2 separate regions of the Homo sapiens genome follow, and region 1 is linked to region 2. Evidence: chromatin loops called from intact Hi-C (ENCODE). Cell type or tissue: ovary. All regions are shown on one strand. Each heading gives the region's core, and the rest is flanking DNA. Links, peaks and the distances in the headings are about the cores only. Region 1 has its middle 22 kb from the start of HRAT17. Region 2 has its middle 290 kb from the start of SMIM30.

Region 1 (10,983 bases), core at 1,729-9,728, 390 kb after region 2:
AAATCACATTACCTGACTTCAAATTATACTACAGAGCTGTAGTAACCAAAACAGCATGGTACTGGCATAGAAATAGACACATAGACCAATGGAACAGAATAGAGAACCCAGAAACAAATCCACACACCTACAGTGAATTCATTTGTGACAAAAGTGCCAAGAACATACACTGAAGAAAAGACAGTCTGTTCAATAAATGGTGCTGGGAAAACTGGATAGCTATATGCAAATGAATGAAACTACACCCCTATATTTCTCCATATACAAAATTAAAATAGAAATGGATTAAAGACTTAAGTCTAAGACCTCAAACTATGAAACTAATACAAGAAAACTTTGAGGAAAATCTCCAGGACATTGGTCTGGGCAAAGAATATTGAGTAATACCCCACAAGCACAGGCAACCAAAACAAAAATGGACAAATGGGATCACATCAAGTTAAAAAGCTTCCACACAGCAAAGGATACAATCAAAAAAAGTGGAGAGACAACCCACAGTATGGGAGAAAATATATGCAAACTACCCCTCTGACAAGGGATTAATAACCAGAATGTATAAGGAGCTCAAACAACTCTTTAGGAAAAAAATCTAATAATCTGATCAAAGATGGACAAAAGATTTGAAAACACACCTCTCAAAAGAAGACATACAAATGGCAAACAGACATATAAAAAGGTGCTCAACATCATTGATCATCAGAGAAACACAAATCAAAATTACAATGAAATATAATCTCACCCCAACTAAAATGGCTTATATCCAAAAGACAGAAAATAACAAATGCTGCTGAGGATGTGGACAAAGGGAACCCTTGTATGCTACCAGTGAGAATGTAAATGAGTATAACCACTATGGAGAATAGTTAGTTTGGGGGTTCCTCAAAAAACTAAAAATTGAGCTACCATATGATCCAGGAATTCCACTGCTGAGTATATACCAAAAAGAAAGAAAATCAGTATATCAAAGAGATTATCTGCACTGCTATGTTTGTTGCCACACTGTTTACAATGGCTAATATTTGGAAGCAACCTAACTGTCCATCAACAGACGAATGGATAAAGAAAATGTGGTATTATACAAAATGGAGTACTATTCAGCCATAAAAAAGAATGAGATCCAGTCATTTGCAACAACATGGATGAAACTGAAGATCATTATGTTAAGTGAAATAAGCCAGGCACAGAAAGACAAACATTACATGTTCTCACTTATTTATGGGATCTAAAAATCAAATCAATTGAACTCATAGACATAGAGAGCAGAAGGATGGTTACCAGAGGCTGAAAAGGGTAGTAGAGGGTTGGGTGGGGGGCAGGTGGAGATGGTTAACAGGTACCAAAAAATTAGAAAGAATGAATAAGACCTACCATTTGACAGCACAATAGGGTAACTATAGACAATAACAACTTAATTGTATATTTTTAAGTAACTTAAAGAGTGTAATAGGATTGTTTGTAACTCAAAGGATAAATGCTTGAGGGGATGGATATCCCATTCTCCATATGTGCTTATTTCACATTGCATGCCTGTATCAAAACATCTCATGTACCCCATAAATATATACACCTACAATATACCCACACACATTTTAAAAGGTAAAAGTAAATAAAAAGAATTAGCTATTGTCATTTCCATTTTATGAATAAAACAATGGGAGCAGAGGACAAATGAAACTATACTTATTCAATGCCACACATTTTATACATGATAGAGATGCTAAATCAAACCTGACTTAAAAACCCAGGTTCTTCATCACCAGGGTATATTGCTTCCTTTAGGTAACTCACAGGAAGTTTTGTAACTCTTTTTGTTGGGTGCTTTAAGAAGTCATCACATTATCTGACTTCAAACTCTGCTGCAAGGCTACAGTGACCAAAACAGCATGGCATTGGTACAAAACAGACATATAGACCAATGGAACAGAAAAGAAAGCCCAGAAATAATGCTGCACACCTACAACCATCTGATCTTCAACAAAGTTGACAAAAACAAGCAATGGGGAAAGGGCTCCCTATTCAATAAATAGTGCTGAGATAACTGGCTAGCCACATGTAGAAGATTGCAACTGGACCCCTTCCTTACACCACATACAAAAATCAACTCAAGATGGATAAAAGACTTAAATGTAAAACCTAAAACTGTAAAAACTCTAGAAGTTAACCTAGAAAATACCTTTCTTGACATAGGACTGGCAAAGATTTCATGATGAAGATGCCAAAAGCAATTGCAACAAAAACACAAATTAACAAATGGGAGCTAATTAAACTAAAGATCTTCTGCACAGCAAAAGAAACTATCAACTGAGTAAACAGACAATCTAAAGAATGAGAGAAAATATTTGCAAACTATGCATTTGATACAGGTCTAATATCCAGCATCTACAAGGAACCTAAACAAATTAACAACCAAACACAAACAATCCTATTAAAAGGAGGGCAAAAGACATGAACAGACACTTTGCAAAAGAAGACATACATATAGCCAACAAGCATATGAAAAAATGTTCAACATCACTGATCATTAGAGAAATGCAAATCAAAACCACAATAAGATACATCTCACACCAGTCAGAATGGCTATTACTAAAAAGTAAAAAAATAACATACTGGTGAGGTTGTGGAGAAAAGGGAATGCTTACACACTGCAGGTGGGAATGTAAATACATTCCGCCATGTGAAAAGCAGTGTGGTAATTTCTCAAAGAACTTAAAACATAATTATTATTTGACCCAGCAATTCCATTATGGGATATATACCCAAAGAAATATAAATTGTTATACCATAAAGAAACATGCACACAGATGTTCACTGCCGCACTACTCACAATAGCAAAGACATGGAATCAACCTAAATGCTTATCAATGGTAGAACTGATAAAGAAAATGTGGTGTATATTTTATATACACCATGGAATACTATGCAGCTTTAAAAAAAAATGAGATCATGTCCTTTGCAGAAACAAGGATGGAGGTGAAGGCTATTATCCTAAATGAACTAACACAGGAACAGAAAACCAAATACTGTGTGTTCTCATTTATAAGTGGGAGCTAAATATTGAGTACATATAGACATAAAGAAGGGAACAACAGACATTAAGGCCTACTTGAGGGTAGAGGCTGTGAGGAGGGTGAGGATCAAAAAACTACCTATTGGGTACTACTATGCTTATTAACCGGGTGATGAAACAATCTGTACACCAAACCTCCATGGCATGCAATTTACCTATCTAACAAACTTGCACATGTACTGAACCTAAAACAAAAGTAAAAAAAGGAATCAATATAAATGCAATGTTTTTGAAACTCATAGAAAACAATCAGAGCTCATATGAATAATGATAATTTACATGTGTATAATCATTTACTAAACTTTCCTGCACATTCTTTTTTTGGAACATCATTGTATGAAACTCGGAGTTTACAATCTGTGTGTTATTTTTAAGCTTCCTTAAAGTTAACACACCCAGAAAAGTGTTTAGGTTAAATTCTACAGAGCAAGTCCAGGGCTTTTCACTGGGAACTATGTTGCCCTAACAACATGTGCTTCACATAACCTCCAACTGGTGACCACACACAATCATGAGCATACTCTTAAAAGACTAATCAGGAGCTTCTAATTTTGAGCCCAGAGAAGTTTAATTGTAGAAAGTTTATTGTTTATTGTGACCTCATTACTCACCTACTAAGATTTCAGAAGTTTGACTATAGATGGATAATTGCCAGCCCAATACTTTGTTTTCTCTTATGTGAATTTGGCCATTTTAAGAACAGGAATAGCTGGGCGCAGTGGCTCACGCCTGTAATCCCAGCACTTTGGGAGGCCGAGGTGGGCGGATCACCTGAGGTCAGGAGTTCAAGGCCAGCCTGGCCAACATCTACAAAATTAGCCGGGCATAGTGGTGCACACCTGTAGTCCCAGTTACTCAAGAGGCTGAGGCAGGAGAATTGCTTGAACCTGGGAGGTGGAGGTTACGGTGAGCCGGGATTACACCACTGCACTCCAGCCTGGGTGACAAGAGCGAGACTCCATCTCAAAAAAAAAAAAAAAAAAACCAAGAATAAAAACCAAAAGTTGTCATTGCTTCCTACAGAAGGATCAGGTAAGTTCAGGCATTCACCCACTCATCCTGTGTCCGGAATTGCTGGGTTCTTGGTCTCACTGACTTCAAGAATGAAGCTGTGGACCCTCGCGGTGAGTGTTACAGTTCTTAAAGGCGGCGTGTCTGGAGTTTGTTCTTTCTGATGTTCGGATGTGTTCGGAGTTTCTTCCTTTTGGTGGGTTCGTGGTCTCGCTGGCTCAGGAGTGAAGCTGCAGACCTTCGCAGTGAGTGTTACAGCTCATAAAAGCAGTGTGGACCCAAAGAGTGAGCAGTAGCAAGATTTACTGCAAAGAGCAAAAGAACAAACCTTCCACAGTGTGGAAGGGGACCCCAGCAGGTTGCCACTGCTGGCTCGGGCAGCCTGCTTTTATTCTCTTATCTGGCCCCACCCACATCCTGCTGATTGGTAGAGCCGAGTGGTCTGTTTTGACAGGGCACTGATTGGTGCATTTACAATCCCTGAACTGGACACAAAGGTTCTCCACCTTCCCCACTAGATTGGCTAGATACAGAGTGTTGACACAAAGGTTCTCTAAGTCCCCACCAGAGTAGCTAGATACAGAGTGTCCATTGGTGCATTCACAAACCCTGAGCTAGACACAGGGTGCTGATTGGTGTGTTTACAAACCTTGAGCTAGATACAGAGTGCCTATTGGTGTATCTACAATCCCTGAGCTAGACATAAAGGTTCTCCAAGGCCCCACCAGAGTACCTAGATACAGAATGTTGATTGGTGCAGTCACAAACCCTGAGCTAGACACAGGGTGCTGATTGGTGTGTTTACAAACCTTGAGCTAGATACAGAGTGCCAATTGGTGTATTTACAATCCCTGAGCTAGACATAAAGGTTCTCCAGGTCACCACCAGACTCAGGAGCCCAGCTGGCTTCACCCAGTGGATCCCGCACCGGGGCTGCAGGTGGAGCTGCCTGCCAGTCCCGCGCCACCGTGCCCCCGCACTCCTCAGCCCTTGGGTGGTCGATGGGACTGGGCGCCATGGAGCAGGGGGTGGCGCTCATCCGGGAGGCTCCGGCCGCACAGGAGCCCACGGAGTGGGTGGGAGGCTCAGGCATGGGGGGCTGCAGGTCCCGAGCCCTGCCCCACGGGAAGGCAGCTAAGGTCCAGAGAGAAATCGAGTGCAGCCCTGGTGGGCTGGCACTGCTGGGGGACCCAGTACACCCTCTGCAGCCGCTGGCCCGGGTGCTAAGCCCCTCATTGCCCGGGGCCGATAGGGCCTGCCGGCTGCTCCGAGTGCGGAGCCCGCCAAGCCCACGCCCACCCGGAACTCCAGCTGGCCCGCAAACGCCGCGCGTGCAGCCCTGGTTCCCGCTGGCGCCTCTCCCTCCACACGTCCCTGCAAGCTGAGGGAGCCGGCTCCGGCCTTGGCCAGCTCAGAAAGGGGCTCCCACAGTGCAGCGGTGGGCTGAAGGGCTCCTCAAGTGCCGCCAAAGTGGGAGCCCAGGCAGAGGAGGCGCCGAGAACGAGCGAGGGCTGTGAGGACTGCCAGCACGCTGTCACCTCTCAATCCCATCCTCAACAAATGTGTATGTAACCTTACTTTTTTTTGCAAACAGGGGAAGGAATATCTTGACATTATTCTTTGTATCTAAGGAAACGCAAATAATTGGTGTTTTTAGTTTGATGTGGCAATCTAATTGGAAGGGCTTCAACTAAATGTTTACAGTTATATTTTCTGTGGGTGCTTACTATTTTGTATCTTATACCTAATATACTGTAACAAAATTATCCATCAATGTCTACGGTCATTCTAAATAATCAGTGAAATCAATGGCATGCATGTAGGTCAATCAAAAAATCGACTGGGCCATCTACTCATAATTTGATTGCACTGTACTTGACTAGCTGTATCTGAAATAACCTACATGTTACAAAATAATCATATCAGCAATTCAGTACTTATTGGGCCAGCCAAAGTTAAAAAAAAGCAGGTTTATTTTATGTCACATTCAAGTTACTTGCTTGCAACTAGACTTTAAAATATAATTTTAAAACACTTTATTTAATAGAAGTATACTTTCCACTGTAATGAATACATCTTGTAAAAATTCAGACAATACAAAAGCACATAAAGTATCAAGTCATCTCATAATACTAACCTTGTTTCTAGTTTCCTAGGCAAATCTCACTTTAACCTTGTAAAGTTTGCTTTTTTAAAGCATCTTCTTTTAAAGTTCTTAAACAATTATATAATCTCAAAATTGTAAATGTAAAAATCAGTAAATTGTTATCTCTGGATGCAGCAATACTTGTCGAGAGGGGGAAAAAACAAATTCTCTCATTTAACAATAAGTAAATATTGTTTACTCTTGCCTCTCAAACACATGTGTTTATTATTTATAAATTCAATTATTGTATGTCTATTCGATATTACAAAAAGTTATTCTTTTTAAGCATTCTTTTCCATGATCATTCATTTAAATTTTTAAATTAAATAATACATTTTAAAAAATTTACCCATAAGAAAATAACTGCTGTAATAAAATATAGAAAGTACATGTTCCAACTCTCTTAAGTTGCTGGACTTACTTTCAAGAGATTATCAGTGGTTCTCAAACTTAAAGTGTGAATTAGAATCACTTGTCAAAACACAGACTGCTGGGCTCCACCTCTGATCTTTCTGAATTAGTAGGTCTGGACTGAGACTCACGAATTCGTATTTTGAATAAGTTCCCAGGTAATCATGGTGGGTCTGATCCAGTGATCACATTTTGAAAACCACTATATAAAAGCATAAATATCACTTCAGAACTCATTTTCTAACTGTTACTGAATCTCGATTTTAATGGACAATTTAGTGCTATGTATATAGAAGTTTTCTGTAAATGCTATTAACTAATCAGTTCTAAAACTAGGTATAAAGCAAACTGGAGTACAAACCTACCAGCTACTAAATAATTCACATTTTCCCCTAGTATGCCAATTGAGAAAATCTTGGCCTGGGTTTCAGAGAGCACAGGTGCATAAAATAGCCTTTGTTATTTTATTTTATTTACTGACAATAACAATTTCAGTCATCCTGATACAGGCAATATAACAGTAAAATAAAATATGCTTAATGAAACATGAATGAACTTGTTGATTCCAGGATTTTTAAAGCAATGTTTTGATAATAGTAGATTGTTATTTTTAAAACAAATGAAATCACAGCTTGATTTTTTAGTTTCATCATAACATTAAGCTCATTTGCCAAAATCTGGAATGTGTATATTAGGTTGTTTCTTTCACCCTGTGTTACTAATTTAAGCAACATGTTTCTTCTGTTTTTCACCCAACACTACGATCAATGTAATCAATTAATTAATTAAAGGAGATGTTTAAGTTCTTTCCCATAGTCGCACCAGTTCTACCAGATTCTGAATGCTACTTAAAATATCAATGAAACTGGAAGAAAATAGTTAATAATTATTCTTTTCCTTTGACAATATGTTATGGTATTCATATGACTCCCTCTGGTGGCAAATGTAGCATGGAATGTTAATCTTTTTCAAGGAATATGCATGTGTACATTTCCTTTCATATAAAGCCAGTGATTCTTTCCTTCCTGTTGTCTTCTCTATATTAATGCTCTCAATATCTGATGTGACCATTGGAAGCTGTCAAAAATGCCCAATTCAGTCAGTATGGAGGTAGACTAAATTTCTGTCAAAAATCATCCTGGAAAATTGTGTCAAATAGTTTATGCATCCTTTTAACAATGAAACCAATACTAAAACAATTAATTAAAGAAAATGACTTCCCAAAATCAAACCTCAAACCCTCTAACTATAGTTAATGACTTCTCAAAATCAAATCTCAAACCCTCTAACTATAGTTAATGACTTCCCAAAATCAAATCTCAAACCCTCTAACTATAGTTAATTCATAGTCACATATAAACTTAGTCTAAGAAAACCTAAGTGTCTGCATCAAAAAATATCCTCAGAGTTTCAGACAAATAAAAGTCAATCAGAGATAAATTTGAATTTTACCTCTGCCACCTGGTGAATGGGTAACCTAAGTCAGATTATCTAACTTTTGTGAGATATGATTTTCATATCCATAAAATTGGATAATGCCTACTTTATGAACTTATTATAATGATTAAACAAGACAATGTTTTTAAAGGCCCATCACTGTGTCTAACATTTAGTAAAACACTCACTATTATTATAGTTATTACTTTAATTAACAAATTGAAGCAAAGGGAATTAGAAAAAAGAGTTAGGAAATTGAGACCTTCCAAGCTCACCCCACCACCAGGCCAGCCCCCATGGACTCAGGGTTCAAGAACCACCCCTGTGCCATGTCAGCCTCCATATCTTCAGGGATCCAGGCTTCAGACAGCTCCTGTGGACACAAGCTTCAGGCCCACCCCATGGGCCCAGGGGACATGACTACCCCAGTGGACCCCAGAACCAGGTTAGCTGCTATGGACCCAGGAGCCAGACCTGCCCTAGTAAAAGGCTCCAAGCACACCCCAGTAGACAAGCTCCAGGCCTGACCCCACAGACCCAGGCACCAGGCCAGCTCCTGTGGACCCAAGCTCCAGGTCCATCCACCTGGATCAGCTGATCTGTATCAGATTAGCCTGCCCAAAACCCTAGCAGCATAAACCTGCTGCCCATGGACCCAACCCATAGACTCTGCCAGACAGTCTTTCCCAGAACCTCTGGATAAGATGACTAGTGAAGGGCTTTACCTGCCAAAGCCAGTCTACAAAGATTGAAATAGGTCTCTACTTGTTCAAATATGCAGTCACCAACATATGGCCAAAAGGATCATGAGTAATCAGGGAAACATGATGCCACCAAGGGAATAAATTAAAGCATCAGTAGCTGGCCCTAAAGAAATGTAGATCTGTGAACTGCCTAACAAAAAACTCAAAACTCAAAATAATTGTAAAGAAGCTCAGAAGGCTGCAAGAAAACAGTTCAAAGCTAAATGAAATCAGGAAAACAATACATGAACAATACATGAAATAAGTTCATCAGAGATAGAAGCCATAAAAAGAACAAAACAGAAATTCTGAAGCTGAAGAACACAGTGACTAAACTGACACATTCCATGGAGAGTTTCAACAGCAGGCTCGGTCAGACAAAAGAAAGAATCAGTGAACTTGAAGACTTGGCATTTGAAATTGCCCAGATTGAGGCAAAAAGAATGAAAGAAGAGAGAGGAAAGCCTACAAGATTTATAGGACACCATCAAGCAAAACAATATATGAGCAAAGAAAGGGGCAAAAAGCTTACTCATTTATTTTTTTAAAATAGACAGATAAAGTTGTATGTATTTTTTGTGTACAATATGTTTTGAAATATATTTACATTGTGGAATGACTAAATTCAGCTAATTAACATATGGATTACCTCAGAGAGTTCATCATTTTCATGATGAGAACACAATACAGTTACTCTCTTAGCATTTTTCAAGAATACAATGTATTATTAACAATAGCCACTGAATTAGTTCTTTTTCATGCTGCTGATAAAGACATACCTGAGACTGGGCAATTTACAAAAGAGAGAGGTTTATTGGACTTACAGCTCCACATGGCTGAGGAGGCCTAGCAATGGTGGTGGAAGGCAAGGAGGAGCAAGTCACATCTTACATGGATGGCAGCAGGCAAAGAGAGAGCTTATGCAGGGAAACTCCCATTTTTAAAACCATCAGATCTCATGAGGCCTGTTCACTATCATGAGAACAGCACAGGAAAGACCCAACCCCATGATTCAATCATCTCCCACCAGGTCACTCCCACAACATGTGGGAATTATGGGAGCTACAAAATGAGATTTGTGTGGGGACACAGAGCTAAACCGTATCAGTCACCATGTTTTCTAACAGATACCTTGAATTTATTCTTCCTGTGTAAATAAAATTTTGTATCCTTTGACCGATATCTCCAACACTTTTATCTCCCAACCACAAAAGCCTTTGGTAACCGTCATTCTACTCTGTACTTCTATGAGAGCAACTCTTTTAATTCCATATATGAGTGAGACTATTCACTGTTAGTCTTTCTCTGGTTGGCTTATTTCACTTTGCATCATGTCCTCCATGTTCACCCATGTTGTAACAAAAGGCAGGATATCCTTATTTTTTTACAGCTGAATAGTATTCCATGTGTATATACACCACACTTTATTCATTCTTCCATTGATGAACACTTAGGTTGATGATTCCATATCTTGGCTATTGTAAATAGTGCTGCAATAAACATGAGAGTGCAGATATGTCTTCAACTTACTGATTTCGTTTCCTTTGGAATTATACCCAGAAGTGGGATTGCTAAATCATATGGTAGTTCTATTTTTAATTTTTTGAGGAACGTCCATAGTTTCCTTAATGGCTGCACTAATTTACATTCCCACCAGCAGTGTACAAGTGCTTTCTTTTCTCCACATCTTCACCAGCACTTATTTTTTAAATCTTTTTGATAATAGTCATTTTAACAGGTGTGAGGTGACATCTCCTTGCAGCTTAAAGTTGTATTTCTCTGTGACATTGAACATTTTCTCACTTACCAGTTGCCCATTTGCATGTCTTCATCTGAAAAATATCTTTTCAGGTCCTTTGCCCTTTTTTGTTTGTTTGTTTTTTGAGATGTAGTCTCACTCTGTCTCCCAGGCTGGAGTGCAGTGGCATGCTCTCGGCTCACTGCAACCTCTGCCTCCCAAGTTCAAGCGATTCTCCTGCCTCAGCCTCCTGAGTAGCTGGGACTACTGGCGCCCGCCACCACACCTGGCTAATTTTTATATTTTTAGTAGAGACGGGGTTTCACCATATTGGCCAGGCTGATCTTCAACTCCTGACCTTGTGATCCACCCGCCTCAGCCTCCCAAAGTGCTGGGATCACAGGCGTGAGACACCGCACCCGGCCTTGCC
Region 2 (10,983 bases), core at 956-8,955:
TCATAATAGTCTGACTATAAGCTGGAGAACCAATGAAGTTGGTAGGGGGCTCAGTCCAAGTCCAAAGGCCTAAGAGCGGGAAGCAAAGGGTGAGAGGTAGCAGGGGGTAAAGAAACTGCTGATGCAAGTCCTGGAGTCCAAAAACTGAAGAACCTGGAGTTCTGATGTCCAAGGGCAGGGGAAGAAGGGCATCCCAGCTCTGAAAGAGAGACAGCAAGAATTTGCCCTTCCTCTACCTTTTTATTCAATCTGCATCCCCAGCCAATTGGAAGGTACCTGCCCACATTGAGGGCAGATCTTCCCCCACTCAGTCCACTGACTCACATGCAAATCTCCTCCAGAAACACCCTCACAGACACATCTGAGGCAGCCCACTCATTCTAATCAAATGCCAAACCACTTGGGCTTCGTTTTTAGCAAAAGAAGGATGGGCTCAGAGCCTACTAAAACATTGAGAATAATTAATGCAATTATTGAGAATAAATAATGTATTACCAGCTATCTGGATATCCCCTAATTCAGTCAAATTGATACCCAAAATCAATCATCACAATAAGCCAAAGCTACTTTTTGGTCAATAAAATCCAACAAGTATGCATTGCATATTTATTATGTCAGACCCTGTGCTAGGCTTTAGTGGCCAAAATCAAACATGGTTCCTGTTCTTATGGAGATTTTAGGTTTGTAAAGGAGACAGACAGTCATTATTCAAATGATCACACTAAGGATTGAATAACCACAAATTGAGATAAGTGCTCTGAAGGAAAGGAAGAATGCTGTATGAGAAATATTCCTAAGAAACTCAGTTCCGAGATTCCAGGTTTACTTCTAGGCACCAGGCATGCAATAGTGAAAAATAGACATCTTTCCACCCTCAAGGCACTGAAATTACAGTTAGGGGGCAGACACTGTGTGAGTAAACAAATAAATCATTCTAAATCATAGTTGTTCTCATGGAGAAAACATAGTGCATGGTGATGAAGAACAACATGGAGAGGGGCTGATTTAGATAAAGAGATAAAAGGAGCTTTTCTTGGGAGAAGCACGGCTGAGATCTTAGAGATGAGAAGGATCCAGCCATTTGATATGATGTTAAGGGCCAAGAAAGCATATAGAATGGTCCTGAAACAAACAAAAAGGAGATCTGTTTGATTAAAGGTCACAGGGTAAGCCACAGTAGCTGGAACAGAGAAGGGAAGAGAAGAGAGACATGAAATAGGATTATAAAAAATAGACCATGGTGAAATCATCAGAACTTCATAAGGAATGTTAAGTTTGGATTATATCCTAAGTGCAGTGGGAGGGCACAAAAGGGTACTGAAATGATTTAAAGTTTAATATGTTCCTTTTGGCAACTAAATAGATTGTTAAAGAAGGAAGTTCGGTTGGATACTAGTGCTATTCTCTGAGCAAGAAGGGACGGTACCAGAGCGCTGGCAGGGAAGACAGAAGTAGAGATTTGAGGTATATTTCAAAGGGTAGACACAAATAATATGTTGATGAATTAGCTGTAGGAAGGGAGAAGGATTAGAAAAATTAAACTAATGATGACTTCCACGTTCCTGGCTTAGCAGTTGAGTGGACACTGTTAACCTTTACTGGGATGGGGAAGTTTAGAAACAACAAATTTGAACTGAGATGGGGTGGAGTGAGGTGGAGATCTGAAATTCAGTTGCAGTAATGTGGAGTTTGAAATGCCTGGGAGACAGCTTATTTGAAATGTCAGGTGAGCAGTTAAATATGGATAAGAAGAGACATGTAAAATAGGCATCACTGAGGGGTCCTCAGCATGTAAGTGTTACGTGAAGTGATGGTAATAAGCATTATCACCAAAAGAAAGAATGCAAAGATATAAAAGAGTGTGTAAGACCAAGCTCTTCAGAAAAAGTTAAAACTAGCAAAGGAGACTGACAGGAAGTGGCCAGTGAAATCTGGAACACCGGACATCATAAAATTTCTAACAGAGAGTGTTTCAGAGAATGTGTTTTTTTGTACTCTAGGCTTTTGTTCATCTATTGACAAATACATAGGAATTTATTTTAAAGGGTAAATGACATATCAAAATAACAGCATATCACAACAATAATAATTCATAATGGATACAGTCTATAAAGTATTTCTGCATATCTCACTTCATCTCAACAATAAGTATATTTTATTAGTGATCATATTATGAATTTAAAGATATTGGAGCTCATGGGAGCAACTGAAATTTAGTAATTCATTTATTTAATAAGTATTGTGAACTTCTGCTATAAGAGACATTTTCTAGACACTACGGATATAGATGTGAACAAAAGAGATCATGTCCCTGAACTCATGGCACTTACTTTCCAATGGATATTGTACTGCAGTGTTCATAATGTGCCATACAGGGCTAACACTTATTCAAAGGTGCAGGGTTTTGACTGCAGACATTAATTAAAAAAGAAAAACTTAATTGCTCAGTGTTTTTTTAAACAGTTCAGTAGTATTAAGTATATTTACCTTGTGCAAGCAGCTCACTTATTTGAATTCTTACAAATGTGATGTATCTAAGCATACTACTAATTTAATGAGTTTGGGGACATATCATATTAAGTAGACTAACCATACATGGTCACTACATATCTATATAAATGACATATTGAGGGGTCTGTATCTTAAACCTTTCAAAAATCTACCTATGATCCGAGATTCTTTAATAATATCAGTGCTTGCCAAGGAGTTAAAAAGCATGAATATTTGTACTGTTTGTATCTAATAAAGTTTTTTGTTCACTTGGGCATACTCCATTTAATATTCTATAAATGTAGTTGTTGCAGTATATGAGTGTCCTGATATCCCATACATATTCTTTATTTTGTTTTCACAAATAAAGTAAGGTTTAGTACTGCTTTGACAAAACACAAGGTCGCCAAGTTTGCACTTTTTCAAATAATACAGAAGAAAATAAATCTCAATGTATTTAATAGCACATACTTTATCTTATTTTTCTTATCCTTTTTTGCTCTAGGAATTTATTTCTGTCTAAAGTAATCTATGGATGCCACAAAAAATGTGGCATCTTTATCTGTGAAGGAGTCAGATAACATTAGTGCTTGGTTGATTTATCAATGTGTCTGGCAGTTAAAAGATTTGTGTGTGGGTCATTCTGATAGAACATATGTAACGTTGATTTTTGTTGCTAGATTCATGCTAAACAGACTTGACCATATAATCTTTGTAAGAGCCACTGACCCTCTGAAAACTGCTTTGCATTTGTCCTTGTGTTCTGTATAAAATCCTTAGTTTGGATTCCTTTACCCTTCAAAATGACCATGATGGTCCCTTGCTTATTTTTTTTTCTTTTTTCCCTTTGGGAATTTACACTGGCTAAAGAACACATTCTAAGAACTGACCTTCATTATTGCCATGGCTGAATCATTCTTAAAGCAACTTCGGTTTTAAAGAGAGATTTGTATTTAATGTCCTCCCTGGCATTTCATAAGGTTAAAGAGGAGCTTAACGATAACCTTCATGTACAGCAGGTAGAGTCTGCAGTCATTACTATATGAGTGCAGGTGAATAGCTATATTATTTCCACTAAAGAGAAGAGAAAAAAATAAAACTTGACTGAAGCAAGTTTGAGCCAGACTAATGGTTCTCCATGTGGTGATGCCCCCCTATAGGAGGGATTTGGGAAAGGCATGGGGTATTTTTGGTAATCATAAGAGAGGACACCACTTGCTTTTCACAAGGGAGGACTACATGTTCTGCAGTGTGTGGAGGAGGCCTACCGACCAAGAATTGTCCCAAATGACTTTTAAATGTCCTGCTGGTCTCTTACGTGGATGAAAAAATATTTATAATCTGAGCTTAGAATCTAACCACATTTTACAATAAGCGTAGTTTTCCCTAAGATAATTTTTCTGGGAATGCCAGTCTTTGCCAAATGGTGGGAAGATTTTACCTTGCTTTAGTTGGATTTTAGCCAAGATTTGTTTGCAATTTTGTAAAATCATGTCCCTGACAGCAGTGTCACTTGGTGGGGGTTGAGTCACCCTGTACAACCAGTTCAATACACCTACATCAATCTGGATTTGGAACAGTCACATTTCTGGAATTCTATGTGTAGGTGCAAGCATCTTACTACTTCATTTTATTTTCTTGTGTGGTCCTGACTGAATATTTACATACTGAAATGTGTATTACTTCATTTAAATTTATTTCATTGATTTTTATAATTAAATCAGATATATTGATTGTTAACAGCTTTATTGAGGTATAATTGACACACAAAGAGCTGCATGTATTAAGGAGTACAATTTGATGGGTTTGGATATATGAAAAACACCTGTGATACCATCACCACTCTTACATTGATCTTTATACTACAAGTAAGATATAGTATCTAAAATTTCATCTTAGAATGAAAAAGGGAGAACTACAAAATATTTGTTATAAAAAGGGTCATTGGCTAAACGCTAGAAAGAACAATAGTCTTCTGACTTCTGACACTTATGGGAGAAAGGAAATTGTAATATCTCCTCTCTAGAGGATTTAGATTATGTTAATTTGGACCTCAAGTACAGTGACTTCTTCAGTCAACCATTTTGAAAGCACTGACTAATTATATTGGAATTACACAGACCAGTAATTCACCCTTCAACATCACTGTCTATTACAATGCAAAGGTTTGTTTCATCATGGTCCTTAGCCTGAGAGCCCCTACCCAGGGCCCTTAGAACATATCATAGGATCTTCTTTGTGATAGAGTGAGTAAACATATGAGATGCAAAACTCATGTTTATTTATTCAGTCCCATATTGTTCCCTGAATTGTACCTATTCCCTGTGTAGCCTGATAACCCTGTTGCCTCAGATGAGCCAAAAATAAAGCCTTTCTTCATAGATAAACATTATGTCCCCCCGCCCCGCCCCCACAGAAAACTTGTATCATTGATTTGTGAAGCTTATAATTTGTTGGCACTTCCACTGCGGTCCAAGCTGGTATTCATGCCCAGGAAAATTCAGCTAGGCCATGTACTCTTAGCTCCCCTCTTCCTTTACCCCGTCCCCTCCCTCCAGAGGCTTTCAAGACCATAGACAAATGTGCCCTCTGGTGGCTGATGATCATCTCATTATTTTTTGACCTAGGCTCAGCTTTTCACTATACACGTTGAACTTTTGATAATCTGAAATGTGCGTAATAAAAAGTAACTATCTTTATATAAGGCTGTGGTAGCATCCTGGCCAGAGACAAGAAAGATTTTTTTAAAAATCGCCTTAATGCGTCAAGGCACTCTAGTGTGTTAGTTTTTTTGTAGACTCTGGACCCAGAATTTTTTGGTTCAAATACAAACTGTGCCATTTACCAGCTCTGTGACCTTGCTCTGTTTATTTAACCTGTGCATCTTAATTATTCTGTAAAATGGTGTTAATAATACTACCTACCAAATAGGATTGTAATGAGGATTAGATGAGTTAATTAATGCAAAGGGCTTAGAACAACACCTTGCACATAGTAAGCACTCAATAAATACTAGTTATTGTTCCTAGAGTTGTGCTTCTGTTTCCAGGGCTATTCACTTATACTTGAAAATACATATACTTTCCCAGGTGTTCAAGTCAGAAAGTAATCCAAATGCTCATCCTCAATTTCCTCTCACGCTTCATAAAAAAGTTAAGTTCTTTCTCCAAATCACAAGTATGTGAAAATTAAATACTTTCTCATGATCTCGTGTACTTAAAAATGTGTAGTATGCCTTCTTTTTTGTAAAATTTGAACCAAGAGGGGATTTGGGCATGGCAAGCAGGAATAGGTCTATTTAGGGGTTTAGTAATTCTGATTCAAGTAAGTCCTGACTTCATCTGCAAACCAAGTAACACTGCATAGAATCTTGTAACTTTGCAGCATTTTTCTTCTTACAATTTTGAATATTTGTTTCTTCTTTGTTGGAGAATAACATTTCAGCCTTCTTTTCACATTATTATTCTGATGTGTCTAATACCTCTTCATTACTCTTCACAGCACCAGTGATTACCACCTTGTCCAAATATCAATTAATGTCTGATTATGATTATGATGTTGATGTAGCCAAAACAGAGGAGCTTTTGATTACTCTGTCTCTGTGTCAGATTTCCAGGGTATATCTAAATGAAATATTGAGATCATTCATTTTGATTGAATTACCTAATAATCAGTAAAACTGACTCCTCAAACTACCCTGAATTTACTAGCACTTTTTGTCTGATTGAGGAGACACAGCCGGAAGGTCATACAGATGCTACACTTCTCTCTTCTGTACAAAGTAAAAATACCAGGGCCGCCCTCTCCCCTTCTATATTTATGTTTAAAATATCTGACATGAAGATGTGGAAAATTCAGCCACATTTAATTATTACTCTCAATAATTTACATTTGTTTATATTTACCTTTTTTTTTTTTTTTACAGCAATCACTGTGTGGTCTTTATTCCCGAATAACATTATAGGCTGGATTCCAGTCAATTGGTTAGAACAGAGGGTTTTGATGACAGGTAAAGATAAGGGCTGCAGTGCCTGAAATCCTGCCCTCAGCAATTTTTCTCTTGTCTCTTAGGATCTATTATAAGACAATACCATTTTATAAAGTGTCTTATAATTTGTTAGATAACACTAGAAGTACACATTTAAATGTTCAAAGAGCTAAAAATAAATCTTTCATCCATATAGACATAATTAGAATGCTACATTTTTATGTCTACCCAAGTCCCTAGGATGCAATTGCCACATTTCCCAATAGAAAAGAAAACAAATCTATAAACTCTGGCAGGGTGTCCCCAAAGGACATTCTGCTGCCTCCTTTGAAAGCATCAAATGCTAGAGAAGCTTCTAGCCTTCCACAGCTCAAAGAATTCCTTGCTCACAGACTAACACTATTGCTGCAGCACATCTCATGATTTTCTCTAAAAACAAAGGATTCAAAAGTAATGGAGAGGGCTCAGTAAGTTAGCATTATTTTATGATCAATTTTAATTAATCATTTAAGTAAGGCAATCTGCACTACATACATCATATGGAAGAATTCATCACAGTGTCACTTGCTTATAATAAAAAATAACCCTCATTTTCTTAAAAGCTTCTTAAGATGGAGGAGGGAAGCTGTAAAAAGAGGCTAAATGGAGAAAAAAAGGAAAAGAGATGGATGGAAAGAAAATAGATGATAAGACAGGGAAGCATTGTAATATTTAAATGCTAACAGTGTGTCTATCTTTGTTCACTTATCGTGCTTGACAGTGCAAATGAACAACAGAGTAGGGAAACGCATGGTATGGTAAATTATTATGGATATGTCAGATAAGCAGTTTGTCTGATGTTTCCATCTCTGCTGCAAGGCTGGCTTAAAACTGTGTGACCTATTCTTTAGAGAGTCAAAGATAAACTCTACCAATTGTGTAATTCCTCCTACTCTGATAGAGATAAATGTGTTTGTATTTTTTCCAACTAATCCTCCTTGTTGGCTGATAAAATAAGGCTGCATCCACATGACATACAAAAATTGAAGATATCCAGACAAGTATCCAGCCATCTGCCCATTGGGTCATGTTGTTATCAGGGTTTCTTTTAGATTAAACAGATGTGTTGTAAGTTAATACAAAAATGAATCCAAAAACCTGGATCCTCTAAGGTAGTGGTGCCAATCCTTTGTTGCAAAAAACAAAACAAAACAAAATGCAGGGGAAAGTTTTGCAAAGTGCCAATATTCAGGTACTATTGAATACATATTGAATCATTTTCTCTGGGTATGACTCTGGGCATCGTTTCTTTTAAGTTTCCATAGGGATTCTAAAAGTGCAAGCAGTTTTGAGAACCATTTTCTTTAAGCTTTAAATAATACTCTTGGCCAGGCGTAGTGGCTCACGGCTGTAATCCCAGCACTTTGGGAGGCCAAGGTGGGTGAATCACGAGGTCAGGAGATTGAGACCATCCTGGCCAATATGGTGAAACCCCATCTGTACTAAAAATACAAAAATTAGCTGGCTGTGGTGGCACACACCTGTAGTCCCAGCTACTTGGGAGGCTGAGGCAGGAGAATTGCTTGGACCCAGGAGGCGGAGGTTGCAGTGAACCAAGATCATGCTACTGCACTCCAGCCTTATGACAGAGCGAGACTTCATCTAAAAAAAAAAATAGAAATAAAAAAGAATACTCTTAACATGCTCAGGTACTCTTAATCTTAATACTCATTATGGTCAGAGTATTAATCCTAAGATAAAGGTTCATTTTAAGATTAATACTCTTGATATGGTCAAATTTCAAACAAATCTCATATTTTGTAAAGTTTACAGGGCACTTTCAGTGTCTCAGAGATTGAGTCAAAAATATATGTATTAAAACAGAACAATAATGGGTTAGGAGATTAAACCAATAACCAAAAACCTCCAACCAACAAGAAAGAAAACCCAGGAATTACTGACTTCTCTGGTGAATTCTAACAAATATTTAATAAAAAAAATTTAATGCTGAACCTTCTCAAACTCTTCCAAAAAAATTGAAAAGGAAGGAACACTTCCAAATTTAGTTTTTAAGGCCAGCATTACTCTGATAACAGAGCCAGACAAGAATAGGAAAAGGAAATAAAACTACAGGCCAATATTCTAGATAAACAAAGATGCAAAAATGGTCAACAAAATGCTAGTAAACTGAATTCAACAGCATAAAGAATCATATTCCATGATCAAGTGGGATTTGTTCCAAAGATGCAAAAATGGCTCAACATATGTAAATCAATAAATGTGATATACTACATGAAAATAATTAAGGATGAAAATCATATAATCATCTCAATAGATGCAAAAATTTTTGACAAAATTCAACTTCCTTTCAACAAATTAGTTATAGAAGGAATATACTTCAACATAATGTAGGATATATATGAAAGCCCATAACTAACATCATACTTAATGGTGAAAAGCAACAAGTTTTTCCTGTAAGATCAGAAATATGACAAGGATGCCCAATCCCATCACTTCTCTTCAATATAATACAGGAAATATTGAACAGAGCAATTAAGCAAGAAAGATAAATAAAAGACATCCAAATAGAACAGAAGAAGTAAAATTGTTGCTGTTTGCAGATGACATGATCTTATGTATAAAATATGCTAAGGACTTCTTCAAAAAACTGTTAGAACTAATAAACCAATTAAGTGAAGTTTCAGGAAAAATATCAACATGTAAAGATCATTGCATTTCTCTACATTAACAACAAACTATCCAAAAAAACAAAATTAAGAAAATAATCTCATTTACAATAGCAACCAAAAGCAAACTACTGTGGAATAAGTTTAACAAAGGAGGTAAATGATCTGTACACCAAAACCTATCAAACATTGATAATAGAAATTGAAGAAGACACAACTAAATGAAAAGATGTCCCATGTTCATGGATTAGAAGAATTGATTGTGTTAAAATGTTCATACTACCCAAAGCAATGCAATGCCTATCACAATTCCAATGACATTTTTCACAGAAATATAAAACACAATCCTAAAACCAGAAGGAAGCACAAAAGACCTTGAATAACCAAGGAGATATGGAGAAAGAACAAACCTGGAGGCATCCACACTACTTGATTTCAAAATGTAACACAAAGCTATAATAATCAAAACAGAATACTAACATAAAAACAGATATATAAACCAATGGAACACAAAATAAAGCACATATACACAAATTTCACTCATATATGGTTGACTGATCTTCAATAAAGATGGCAAGAACACACAATGGGGAAAAAACAGCCTATTCAATAAAAGGTATTGGGACAACTAAATATCCACACGCAAAAGAATGGAATTATCTCACACCATATACAAAAATCAACTCAAAATGAATTAAATATTTAAATGTAAGACTTGAAACTGTAAACTACTGAAGAAAACATAGGAAAAAAGCTTCTTGAAATTGATCTGAGCAATGATTTTTTGGATATGAACTCATGTATTATTCTGTTCTCATACTGCTATAAAGAACTACCTCACACTGGGTAATTTATAAAGAAACAGGTTTAATTGACTCACAGTTTCACAGGGTTTACAGGAAGCATAGCTGGGGAAGTGTCAAGAAACTTACAATCATGGCAGCAGGCAAAGGGGAAGCAGCCATGTCTTACATGGCTGGAGAAGGAGGAATAAGGTGAAGGGAGAGGTGCTACACACTTTTAGTCAACTAGATCTTGTGAGAACTCACTCACTATGAGGGAGATACATCCCCATGATCCAATCACCTCTCATCAGGCCCCTCTTCCAACAATGGGGATTACAATTTGCCATAAGATTTGGGTGGGAGCACAAATCCAAACCATATCACCGTATGGCCTCAAATCACAGGTAACAAAAGGAAAACATAGACTGATAAGATTGCATCAAACTGAGCCTTCTGCACAACACGGGAAACAACCAAAGAGTGAAAAACAAACTATGGAATGGGGTAAAATATTTGCAAACCATACATCAGATGAGAAGTTAATATAAAGATATATGTAAGAAACTCAAACAACTCAATAGCAAGAAAACTAATAACCCAATTTAAAAGAGGCCAAGGGACCTGCATAGACATTTCTCAAAAGACGATATGAAGATGGCCAACAAGTATATTAAAAATGCTCAACATCACTAATCATCAGGGAAATGCAAATTAAAACCATAATGATATATCATCTCATACCTGGTAGAATGGCTTCAAAAAGACAAAAGGTAACAAATATTGATGAGGATGTGGAGAAAAGGGAATCTTTATACAATGTCTGTAGAAATGTAAATTTGTATAGCCATTATGGAGAATGTATGGAGGTTCTTCAAAAATTTAAAAATAGGAAGACCAACATGATCCAGCAATTTCACTTCTGGGTATATAGATATACATGTTTTAGTCCATTCTAGCATTGCTGTAAAGCAGTTACCTGAGACTAGGTAATTTATAAAGAAAAGAGATTTAATTGACTCACAGTTCCACAGGCTGTACAGGAAGCATGACTGAA

Evidence for each region. Hi-C counts contacts between places; a loop is a spot of excess contacts. Peaks named below come from ENCODE experiments on the same cell type or tissue, not always from the same donor. Only the 100,000 strongest peaks of a DNase experiment are listed, where the experiment ranks them.
Region 1: a loop joins it to region 2, with 4 times the contacts of the local background. A loop is called at or near these places in 9 of 110 quality-filtered maps.

What each region holds. Positions count from the first base shown.
Region 1 is chr7:113,011,799-113,022,781 of GRCh38, reverse strand. No RefSeq gene overlaps it. Among named protein-coding and RNA genes, the nearest start is that of HRAT17, 22 kb to the right of the region's middle. In ovary, for the core only: no CTCF peak of the experiment used is centred there; a DNase peak (open chromatin) is centred at 5,071.
Region 2 is chr7:113,398,526-113,409,508 of GRCh38, reverse strand. No RefSeq gene overlaps it. Among named protein-coding and RNA genes, the nearest start is that of SMIM30, 290 kb to the right of the region's middle. In ovary, for the core only: no CTCF peak of the experiment used is centred there; no DNase peak of the experiment used is centred there.